Regions from separate parts of the Homo sapiens genome. Here region 1 is linked to region 2. A link is an interaction called in ENCODE POLR2A ChIA-PET data of the cell type or tissue named here. Cell type or tissue: Panc1. All regions are shown on one strand. Each heading gives the region's core, and the rest is flanking DNA. Links, peaks and the distances in the headings are about the cores only.

Region 1 (5,385 bases), core at 325-5,324, 61 kb before region 2:
GACCAGCTGGGGCAACATAGCAAGACTCTGTCTCTTGAAAAAAAAAACTTAAAAAATTAGCAGGTTGTGGTAGTGCACACTGATATTCCCAGCTACTTGGGAGGCCCAGGTGGGAGGGCTGCTTGAGCCTAGGAGTTTGAGGCTGCAGAGACCTATGGTCATACCAGCGCACTCCAGCCTGGTTGACAGAGCAGATTCCAACTCTTTAGGAAAGAACCAAAACACTCATCCCTCAACTACATAAAATAGTTATAAGTTATTATTTTCCCTGAAGTCTCTAGCAGTCACTTCGTCCATGATGGATATTTCTGGCAGGGAACTGTGCTACATGAAGGAAGTGAATGAAAGTCCTGAAAATCAGGATAATGGTGATTACCCTTGATTCAATCAAACTGTACTCAATTCTAAGTCTTCTTATACTGTCTTTATATTTTCTTGAGACACACTTATGACATTCCTCAAAAAATTAAAAATAAAACCACCATATGACCCAGCAGTCCCACTGCTGGGTGTATATATCAAAAGGAACTGAAATGTGGATCTCGAAGAGGTATCTCCACTTCACTGTATGGAACGTTCACTGTAGCATTATGCACAATAGTCAAGATGTAGAAGCAAACTAAATGTCCATCCATGAATGAATGGATAAAGAAAATATAGTATATAGACACAATGGAATATTACTCAGCTTTAAATAAGAAAGAGATTCTGCCAGAGCAGCAGGTAACTTTTGGAGGTGATGGATAGGTATATACGTATCTCCATACTCATCACAGTGTAGACATTAAATGTGTATAGCAGTAGGGCGCAGTGGCTCATGCCTGTAATCCCAGCACTTTGGGAGGCCGTGGCGGGCGGATCACGAGGTCAGGAGATGGAGGCCATCTTGGCCAACATGGTGAAACCCCATCTCTACTAAAAATACAAAAATTAGATGGGTGTGGTGGTGCGCGCCTGTAGTCCCAGCTACTTGGGAGGCTGAGGCAGGAGAATTGCTTGAACCCAAGAGGCAGAGGTTGCAGTGAGCCGAGATCGCACCATTGCACTCCAACCTGGTGACATGGTGACAGAGCAAGACTCCGTCTCAAAAAAAAAAAAAGTGTATAGCTTTTTGTATGTCAATCATATCTCAATAAAGTTTTTTGGGTTTTTTTGTTTTTTTTTAAAGAATTCCATTTGGAAGAAATTGGTGTTAATTCATGAAGGCAGTGAAGGAGGCAATAATCTTTAGAGAACTGTGATAAGCTGTGATCACTATTACTTCAATTCAACATTGGCTCAGAAAAAGAATAAACTTATGTAAGCAAAAACAAGGCTGACTGGTAGAAGATAGGCTCTGGACATATATTTTCCCTTAGCTTCTTAAATTCCAGACTCTTTGAATCTTATGAGATTTTAACCACAGGTTCTGCCATAGCTTTTTGCAAATTTGCATTCAGTGATGTCCTTCTAAATGGGAGAAGGGTCTAGGCATCACAGGCGGGTCTTGTCACGTCTAAAGGATCTCATATGAAGGGAGGAGGGCTACACTCTATGCCTAGCAACATTAACCAAACGTGTATTTGGTCTAAAATAGACTTCCAAGTTACTCAAACCTCACTATAAATATGTGTTTTAAGGTACTGTGAGACTTGTCAAAGGGCTAACCAGCACACATCTCAAGGTCTCCTTTAGGTCAGACCCTGATATTTACACTGTCTTCCTGATGTTTGGATTTTTTTTTTTTTTTTTTGAGACAGAGTTTCACATTTGCTGCCCAGGATGGAGTGCAATGGTGCAATCCTGGCTCACTGCAACCTCCACCTTCCAGGTTCAAGCAATTCTCTTGCCTCAGCCTCCTGAGTAGCTGGGATTACTGGCATGCGCCACCACGCCCAGTTAATTTTGTATTTTTAGTAGAGACGGGGTTTCTCCATGTTGGTCAGGCTGGTTTCGAATTCCCAACCTCAGGTGATCTGCCCGCCTCGGCCTCCCAAAGTGCTGGAATTACAGGTGTGAGCCACCACACCCAGCCAATGTTTGGATTCTTTACCTTGGATAACAAGAGCCATTTCTGGTCCCAGATATACTTAACACTGAGAAATGATTCCTCTTTAGTAAACAACAAACAAACAAGAAAAAACCTGAATATTATACTATTATGAAAGCTCTCAGATTTCTCAGAAACATTTAACATTTATTCAACAAAATTTTATTTTACATGTTAAATGATGTTAGTAGAGAAAAAATAGGTAAGTACATTTTTTAGACTCATTTTACCTCCAAACTATTATTCTTATTATTATTTTTTGAGATGGAGTCTCCCTCTGTTGCCCAGGCTGGAGTGCACTGGCACGATCTCGGCTCACTGCAAGCTCTGGCTCCTGGGTTCACGCCATTTTCCTGCCTCATCCTCCCGAGTAGCTGGGACTACAGGCACCCGCCACCACGGCCGGCTAATTTTTTTTTGTAATTTTTTTTTAGTAGAGGTGGGGTTTCACCGTGTTAGCGAGGATGGTCTTGATCTCCTGACCTCGTGATCCGCCTGCCTCGGCCTCCCAAAGTGTTGGGATTACAGGGGTGAGCCACTGCGCAGGCCCAAACTATTATTTTATTAAGCTTATTTACTTTGACTTCTCTTTCATCATTAGCATAAACAGTTGGCTAAGGTGTGTGTGTTTTAAGTCACAAGATGAAACAAGCAGAGGACAACAGAGCCAAAGGAAGACGTGGGTACTTGGTGGTAAACAGGCTCACTCACTAGCTTCATCACTTGCTAAGCTAAATACCAACCTACAAATTCGTAGTAATAACAGAGTCCTCACTGACTTTTGCAATCACATTCAAATAGTCAAGCCTCTAATATTAAATCCACATATTCAGTGTGCCCACTATATGAGGGTCCCCCAAAGAAAGCTTAACTGTATTGTAATTGCTATTCAGAGTCTTTTGAAGGGTAAGTGATGGAGAGTGAGAACTGAGGGGGCGGAAGCTCTAGAAGGTTTCTCATGGCAAAAATCCTGTCATGCCCAAACAAGAGAAAGCTCCCCAGTAAGAGTGGCATATTGAAATCTAATCAAAAGCCTAAACTATTTTTGTCTTTGATTTCATCAAATCATTCTAAGAATAACAGCCCTTGGTACCTTTTAAAAATGCTTCTTTTCGGGAAGAAAGTTTTAGTTAAGATATACTTCTGTGTGTCTGAGATCAATTTAAAAGAAATGGACCCTTTAGTTATAGGGCTCAATGATATAGGTAAATGAATCTGTTCTAGTGAATAACATAAAATCTGTTTTAAACTTTTTAGTGTATGTGTGCTAAGGCTGATAAGTCTCAGATAAATGTCAGCTACACTTGTTCCTTTTTATTATTTATTTATTGAGATGGAGTCTCTGTTGCCTAGGCTGGAGTGCAGTGGCACAATCTCAGCTCACTGCAACCTCTGCTTCCTGAGTTCAAGCGATTCTCCTGCCTCAGCCTCCAGAGTAGCTGGGATTACAGGCGTGCGCCACCACGCCTGGCTATTTTTTTTTGTATTTTTAGTAGAGATGGGGTTTCACCATGTTGGCCAGGCTGGTCTCAAACTCCTGGCCTCAAGTGATCCACCCGCCTTAGCCTCCCAAAGTGCTGGGGTTACAGGTGTGACCCACTGTGCTTGGCCCCACTTGTTCCTTTTTAATATCATGGTATAGTGAAAAGAATATGGACCTTGGAATCAGAGAAACCTGAGTTCAAAGCCTGTCCCTACCACTTATCTTCTCTTAGGCTGTTTTTGAATCTGTGAAATAAAAATACTATTCTACCCGCCAGGATGGTTGTAAGTAGAAGAAATTATGTCTGTAGAGTGCCTAGAGGAGTGCCTATGATAGAGCAGGCATTCAATAAATGGTAGCTCCTCCTCCTGCTGCTGCTGCTGCTGCTGTTGAGACAGCATGGTTACAGATCTCAAACATCTACAAGATGCTTTTCTCTTCACCAAAACACCTGTCACCAGGAGAATGTAAATGCCCACACAGAAAACCCCAATCAAAATATTTTTATCACACATATATTTAACATTCAAGTGCAGAACTTTTAGGGCTGAGAACTTCCAACACAACAATTATGGCTTCACATACCTGAGTGTTCTTTTAAAAAAATATATTCACATTTAAAAGGTCAAGTTGTAAAGCCATTTGATTAAAATAGTAATAAAAAAGTAAACATTAACTCACAATTTCTCCTTTGGTCTTTACTATTCCAACTGGTATCAACTCCAGAATAAGTTGCACCTTAAGACATTTTAGGATTATCTTGATTAAAATCTTTAAGTTCTTAATTTTAAGTAGGAAAAAACTAATCTCTGAAAGCCAACTTTAATACTTTTAGCATGATCTAGATCTTAACAGTTGCATGTTATCCTCTGCTACTCCTAAAACATTAACACATTGAAACATGATCACTCAGAGTAAATGAAGTTCTCTTTTTATATTAATCTTGGAGCCACTGATAAAATGCAAATGATTAACGTCAGAAAGAAAGAATTACTCATCACTAGACCAAATTTCCAAAAGCTTCATAAGTTACAGAAAGCGTTCACAAAGGTTTCAGAACTATCTGCTAGAGGCTTTGCAAATTGAATTAAAAACAAAACAAAAAACCCCAAAACAAAAAGCTGAAAATCTGTAGAGCTAATCATTATTTCAAACTCAGGCTTTCCTCTTGGATATATAACTATCTTTGATGGTACTGCTATAAAAACTAAGATCTTCTCTTCAAATCTGATATGCAGAGAATCTGTTCTAACCCAAACTAAATAAAGATGTTGGTGCCAATCAACTCCTACTATCTATACTATGGTAACCTGCTATTTTATTCCTTTTTGCTTTTGCATTTCAAAAATGAGCTCACTAAATCAGTACCTGATTGTCTCCTGAGAACTGTGAATGCCAACCTACCTGGCACACCTAGGAAAAACTGGCTCAAAGGTATGCTATATTGCTTCTATTGCTAAAAATATACACGAACAAATTAAAAAAATCTTAGGTACCCAAGCATTTTGGACTTCTGTTTGCTTGTCTGGACTATCTGCAATATCCATTTCGATTTTTGCTATTTCTAGCCATGAAGCCATCACAGGAGGTTAGCCTCAGGGCCCTGAGAGGAAATTTGGCTTCCACCTCTGGGACACACGTTTCAGTGCTTATGTCTGACTGACCCTGCCAATCACCCCTCCCAGAAGCCACAAGCCTGGCTTACAATAACAGAGTATATCAAAGAGGACAGGAAAGAAAACAAGACAGCAGCAGGGTCAGCAGAGGATAAGAATACGGTGAAGACACCCCGTGGAAACTGGGAAATGGAGAGCCATACACCAATGGTAGCAAATGTGTCGCTCAGAAAAAGCAAGGCCATAAAGACATAAGA
Region 2 (5,385 bases), core at 297-5,296:
CAACATGGAGTTCAAAACATGTTTGTCTAAAAACCATACTTAAGATCATGCTTTTGTTCTTATGAGCTCTTCACATCGAATTTTCCCAGAGTGGACAATTTGGTAACTGACAAACAAAATGGCAAATTTTAAAGTAATGTTTTCTTTTCTAAAAGCAAGAAACTATAGATTTTTAAATGAAGGGGAGTTTCTTCAGGAAAAACAAAAAAATTTGTTTAATGGCAAATTTTAAAAAATGATTTTCAATATTGGGAGGAAGAATAGGAGGATCCTGAAAGAAGGTTCTTCTATTAAGGAAATATTTCCTTAAACAACTTAAGAATCAGCATGGACACACAGGAGATATCAGTTCATTAAAACAAAGACAAAACAACAACTGTGTTTTCCTCTAAAACAACACTGAAAGTAACAGGGAAGTCATTCAGCACATAGCCCACAAATTCAAGTGAAGATAAAGGCAAAGAAGGCTCAGTGAAAAGGGGCCCACGGCCACAAGAACAAAGTGCTGACATAGTCCACAACACTCTACATTCGACAACATGGATGAGTCTCAAAAACATTAGGCCAGCAAGCCAGCCTCAAAAGACTACGTATTGTATGTTTCCATTTACATGACATGTCCAGAATGACAAATACATAGAGACAGAAATTAGATCAATGACTGCGTAGGGTTGGGGAGTGTGAGCTCCTATTAAGGAGCATATGGGAACACAGGGTAATAGGAATATTCTAAAACTCCGTTGTGGTGTTGGATGCATAACTCTGTAAATTTACTAAGAAATCATTAAATTGTATACTTACCATGGATGAATTGTATTGTATGTAAATTATACCTAAATAAGGCTGTTAAAATAAAAATAACCAGCAAAGAGTAGGATTAGGGAGATAAGGATAAGACAAGCTTGGTTATTTATTGATAATTATTGAAGATGGGTGATGGCTAGTGGGGTTTTTTTAAGCTATTCTTTCTCCTTCTGCCTATGTTTAAAATTTTTCAAAATAAGAAGTTAAAAAAAACCGTTATCACAAACTCATAGTCCACACTCTTCCACTACCGTTAATAAACAACTAGCTAAAAATGGTTTAGATGCCTCTCAAAAATGGTGGGATGCTTTCACAAAATTTAGAATATCTGGATACTATGAGACAGCATTTTTAATCTCAAGCATAAAGCAATGGCCACATATGGTGGCTCATGCCTACAATCCTAGCACCTTGAGAAGCCAAAGTGGGAGGATCACTTGAGGCCAGGAGTTTGAGACCAACAGGGCAAAACAGTAGGACCTCATCTCAACAAAAATTTTAAAAAATTAGCCAGGTGTAGTGGTGCACACCTGTAGTCCCAGCTACAAGGCAGGCTGAGGTGGGAAGATCCCTTGAGCCCAAGAGGTTGAGGGTGCAATGAGCTAGAATCATGACGCTGCACTCCAGCCTGGGCAGCGGAGTGAGACCGTGTCTCAAGATTAAAAAAAAAAAGAAGGAAAAAGCAAGACTTTTGGTATTAGAAATAAAATATTAAGCAACTAAAAAGTTTCCAACCTCTGCTGTCATATCATGTACTTCAACTCAAGAATAAAGGCAAACTTAGTTACAGCAGACAATGAAAAAAATCATGGTGGAGCTTCTATTTATTTTGATTTTAGAGTTGACTCTTATCATCCAGTGTATCTCTATATGTAGATGATCAGAGTAACAGAAGCAAAATATCTTCACTACATCAATTACTGTCTGCTTTCTCAGCATTTGGCAACTCAGAAAGAAACACCAATTAGTGGATATTTTCTTCAAAAGACAAAAGAAATGACCAGACTATCAAAGGGAAATGATTAAAATAGTCAAGCTCTTTGGCTGGGTTACTACACAAAAGACTGTTTCTGGGTGTATTGGTCCATAAATGGTCAAGCAAAGGTTCAAAGATAATATCACCTCCAGCAATAAATCACTTCTCAGTTCTCTGAGTGGCTATCAGAATTATTTCATGGCAACTCCATACTTTGCTCTGATCTGATTAAAATCCTACATTTAACCACTACCAGTAGGTCTTCACAGTTTCAGGCCTTAGCATGTAAGCATGGGCTTAGGCAAGGAACGAATCATCTTGTTCCTCACCAGTCATACCAATTAATTAATTAAACTGTTTGTTTGCTCTTTTGCCCAGGATGGAGTGCAGTGGTGCTATTACAGCTCAATGCAGCCTCGAGTTCCTAGGGTCAAGTGATCCTCCCAGCTCCTGAGTAGCTGAGACTACAGGCGTGTGCCACCATTCTGGGCTAATTTTTTTTTATTTTAATTTTTTGCAGAGACAGGTTCTCACTTTGTTGCCCAGGCTGGTCTCGAACTCTTGGGCTCAAGTGATCCCCCCACCCCAGCCTCCCAAAGTGCTAAGATTACAGGTGTGAGCCATCGTGCCTGACCTTAGATCCTTTTTAAATCAAACTGCTATAATCCATCAGGGACTATTCTAACTAGGGATGCAATGACAAAAGATAAGACCCTGTCCTCATGAAGCTTATATTCTATTCTCAGGCTCTACATGGTTGTCTTATTTCCCCCTCATTTCAAGTGCTACATGGCTAGGATAACTTTATTCTGTGCCTACAGCACAAAGCCTACTGCAGATAGTGCCATATGCCATCTAAGCTGCTGCTTTATGTTCCACTGTGCAGACACGAAGCATGGGACTGATGCTCCTCAGACAGGTAGCAAGCTTCTGCCATCACATGCTATCTAAGTGCCTCATTTGCTATTGGGTCCTCTGAGTTGTTTCCTCATATTTGTAGGGAACCTGTCCTTCAGGTGACCTGACGGTCAAGTCTGGATGTGCAGTCTACTACTTACCCTGAGGCAAGGGAGAATTTTCATTATTTCTTTCATATCCTCTGACAACACTGGGCCAGAATTTTAGCCAAATTATTTCTACCCAGTGGCTCCCAGTTTAACAGTACATTGGCTTAGAGTTTATTTATTACAGCTTGTTGGCTGAATAGTTTAATCTCTTATCTGTGGCCATAATCATTTTCCTGTCTTGGTTTATCTTCCAAGATTTTTTTAAGTGAAATAATACATCATTATCTGAGACTTCTCATTAGAATGAGAAAAGAATATTAGAAAGCTCTTGGGATTAATATAAAAATGTACGACAGCTTCTCTGAGCTTTTAATCGGTCCTTCATAACAAGTCCCTTACACTAATGACTTAATGATGTTTGGCAAAATGGTGCACTCAATCTGGTCTCGGACTCCAAAATATCTCAATACCAGGAATTAATTACATAGAAACTCTGTGTATGTGTCTCTAACAAAAAGTCCCAGGTCGCTACAGCTTGCAGATATATTTTTATGAAACAGCTCAGAGAATACAAAGGACTCTCCATTATAAACGACTGAATATCCTGCTGAAAGTGTCTCAAGTGAGTGCTTCTAGATGATGCCACTAGGCCTATAACAAATTGGGCTGCCAAAAAAAAAAAAAAAAAAGAGAGAGAGAGAGAAAAACAGTGATATTTTACCAGTAGTTTTCTAGTAAGGACAGACATCCCCTCCTCTCTCTGGAGTTCATAAGGTTATCCTTGTGTTAATGACCACACACAGCAGACAGATTCGGTCTTTCTGCTTTTCTTTCTTATAGAATGATTTCCCTAAAGCCAATGTTGGGCAAAATGCCACTAATACCACCATAAAGCCCCTGCAGTGCTTGAAGGGAGAGGCAAGAGATAGAGGGTTAGGAGGTAATCAAGCTTACAGATTAAGCCTTAGTAAAGCTACAAGATGAGCACAGCTCTTGGTGTTTATTAACTCTTCTAGTACTGAACACTACTCCTCCCCCACCTCATGGCACAAAACACAAAGGTCTTTTCATCAATGGGCCTCAAAGGCAGGCCTGCAAGCTCCAAGAATAGCCTGTCTACTGGGGCTTTCTTTGGTGTCCAATATAGTCAGGCAACAGTTCTTACTTTTCCACATGACGCTAAAATTATCCATGACTGCAGACAATGAAATTTTTCTATCCATGCACTGACATCTGTGAGGGCCAAGTATTGAAAGGTACTGTATTGTAGATTAAAAAAAAAAAAAAAAAGGCTTTTTCTTTGACAATAGGAGTCTGGAATAGGAAAAACTTAAAATAAGAACAAAAACAAAAATTCAATTTTAAGGGCAAAGAAAAACAAGTTTGATTAAAATTAAATAGCTGTTTCTAGCAAGACCTTCTCTACTAATCTACCTGGGTGTAAGTTTTCTAAGGATTGAGTATTTTTTTTTAATAAAAAATGCTAATGTTAGGCTGACGGCCCAATTTACCTAGCAATGCCATTTCCAGTCACTTGGTGCATTAAACTAGATCCAATAACTCCTTCCCACCTCCTGAATTCCTCAACCCAAGCCCAGGAAAACATCGTATCATTTTTTAGACTGTAATAATTAATTACAGAACTTCTGTAATAAACCGATGCTCATTACTTTGCAAAGCTCCAGCGTCTTCATATAGGGTACGTAAACTTCATTTGTTCTTTCCACATTTTGACATCTTAAAGGCTACACCCAGGGTGTTAAATTTGGGGGTACTAATTCCTGAGGAATATTTATTTGATTTTAAGCCATGAAAAATTTCCCACCTCTATTTGATAAATTATATTCCTTTACCCTCACAACTTAAAAGTTATGTCAATTACCCAGCTGAACAAAAACAATTTTATATTATACATTTGTATTGTAACATTGTTAAATGAATTAGATAACAATGACTACTGGCTTCCCAATCATAATTTGAGACAGATAAATCTGTACTTTATTGATAGCAGAAGCAGATAGCCCTAATCACTAAACACCAGCACAATCTGGTTTCTGTAGGATAATGACCCATCTCTATATTCATAACAACAATCTCATTCATCATAATTCACATTAAAAAAAGAAGAATAACTCTAGTCAAGCTAATGGAAGAAACGTGTGAAAAGTGATTGGATGGGTAAAACTCTGTATGCAGCTGGAGAGTCCTAATTGATTATATTGTGCTGCAACTAAGCCTTCTGCTTGTACATCAGATCTTTATCTAACTACATTTCAATTGATTTTCACTGATAGTCTTCTTTTTTATGTCTAAGGTTTAAAGTACTAAACTAATAAAAGGATAAAAGACTTTGTAATACAGATTTCAAAATATAATGTCCAAGCAGGACGTCCATGGAATAAGAGGGCAGATTGAATGTATACAGCCCACCCAACCAGAACCTGTGAATTTTAATTTAAAATAAAGAAAGAGATTGGGATTAAAGTCTGTATTTGAAGAGTCTGAAGCAAAACACCAACTCAAACATTCAAAGATACAAGTGTCTAATTTTTTTATGATAGAATGTAGAGATGTAGGACAAAAGATTACCCATTTAGT

What was found. ChIA-PET counts read pairs that join two places held together with the same protein. Peaks named below come from ENCODE experiments on the same cell type or tissue, not always from the same donor. Only the 100,000 strongest peaks of a DNase experiment are listed, where the experiment ranks them.
Region 1: POLR2A ChIA-PET joins it to region 2 with 22 read pairs; 2 of 35 experiments call an interaction of 5 or more read pairs at or near these places.

The regions. Positions count from the first base shown.
Region 1 is chr17:61,238,624-61,244,008 of GRCh38, reverse strand. All of the region lies in intron 22 of BCAS3 (BCAS3 microtubule associated cell migration factor), which reads right to left. Among named protein-coding and RNA genes, the nearest start is that of BCAS3-AS1, 110 kb to the right of the region's middle. In Panc1, for the core only: no CTCF peak of the experiment used is centred there; no DNase peak of the experiment used is centred there; H3K27ac peaks cover 3,213 bases.
Region 2 is chr17:61,177,966-61,183,350 of GRCh38, reverse strand. All of the region lies in intron 22 of BCAS3 (BCAS3 microtubule associated cell migration factor), which reads right to left. Among named protein-coding and RNA genes, the nearest start is that of BCAS3-AS1, 45 kb to the right of the region's middle. In Panc1, for the core only: no CTCF peak of the experiment used is centred there; no DNase peak of the experiment used is centred there; H3K27ac peaks cover 1,903 bases.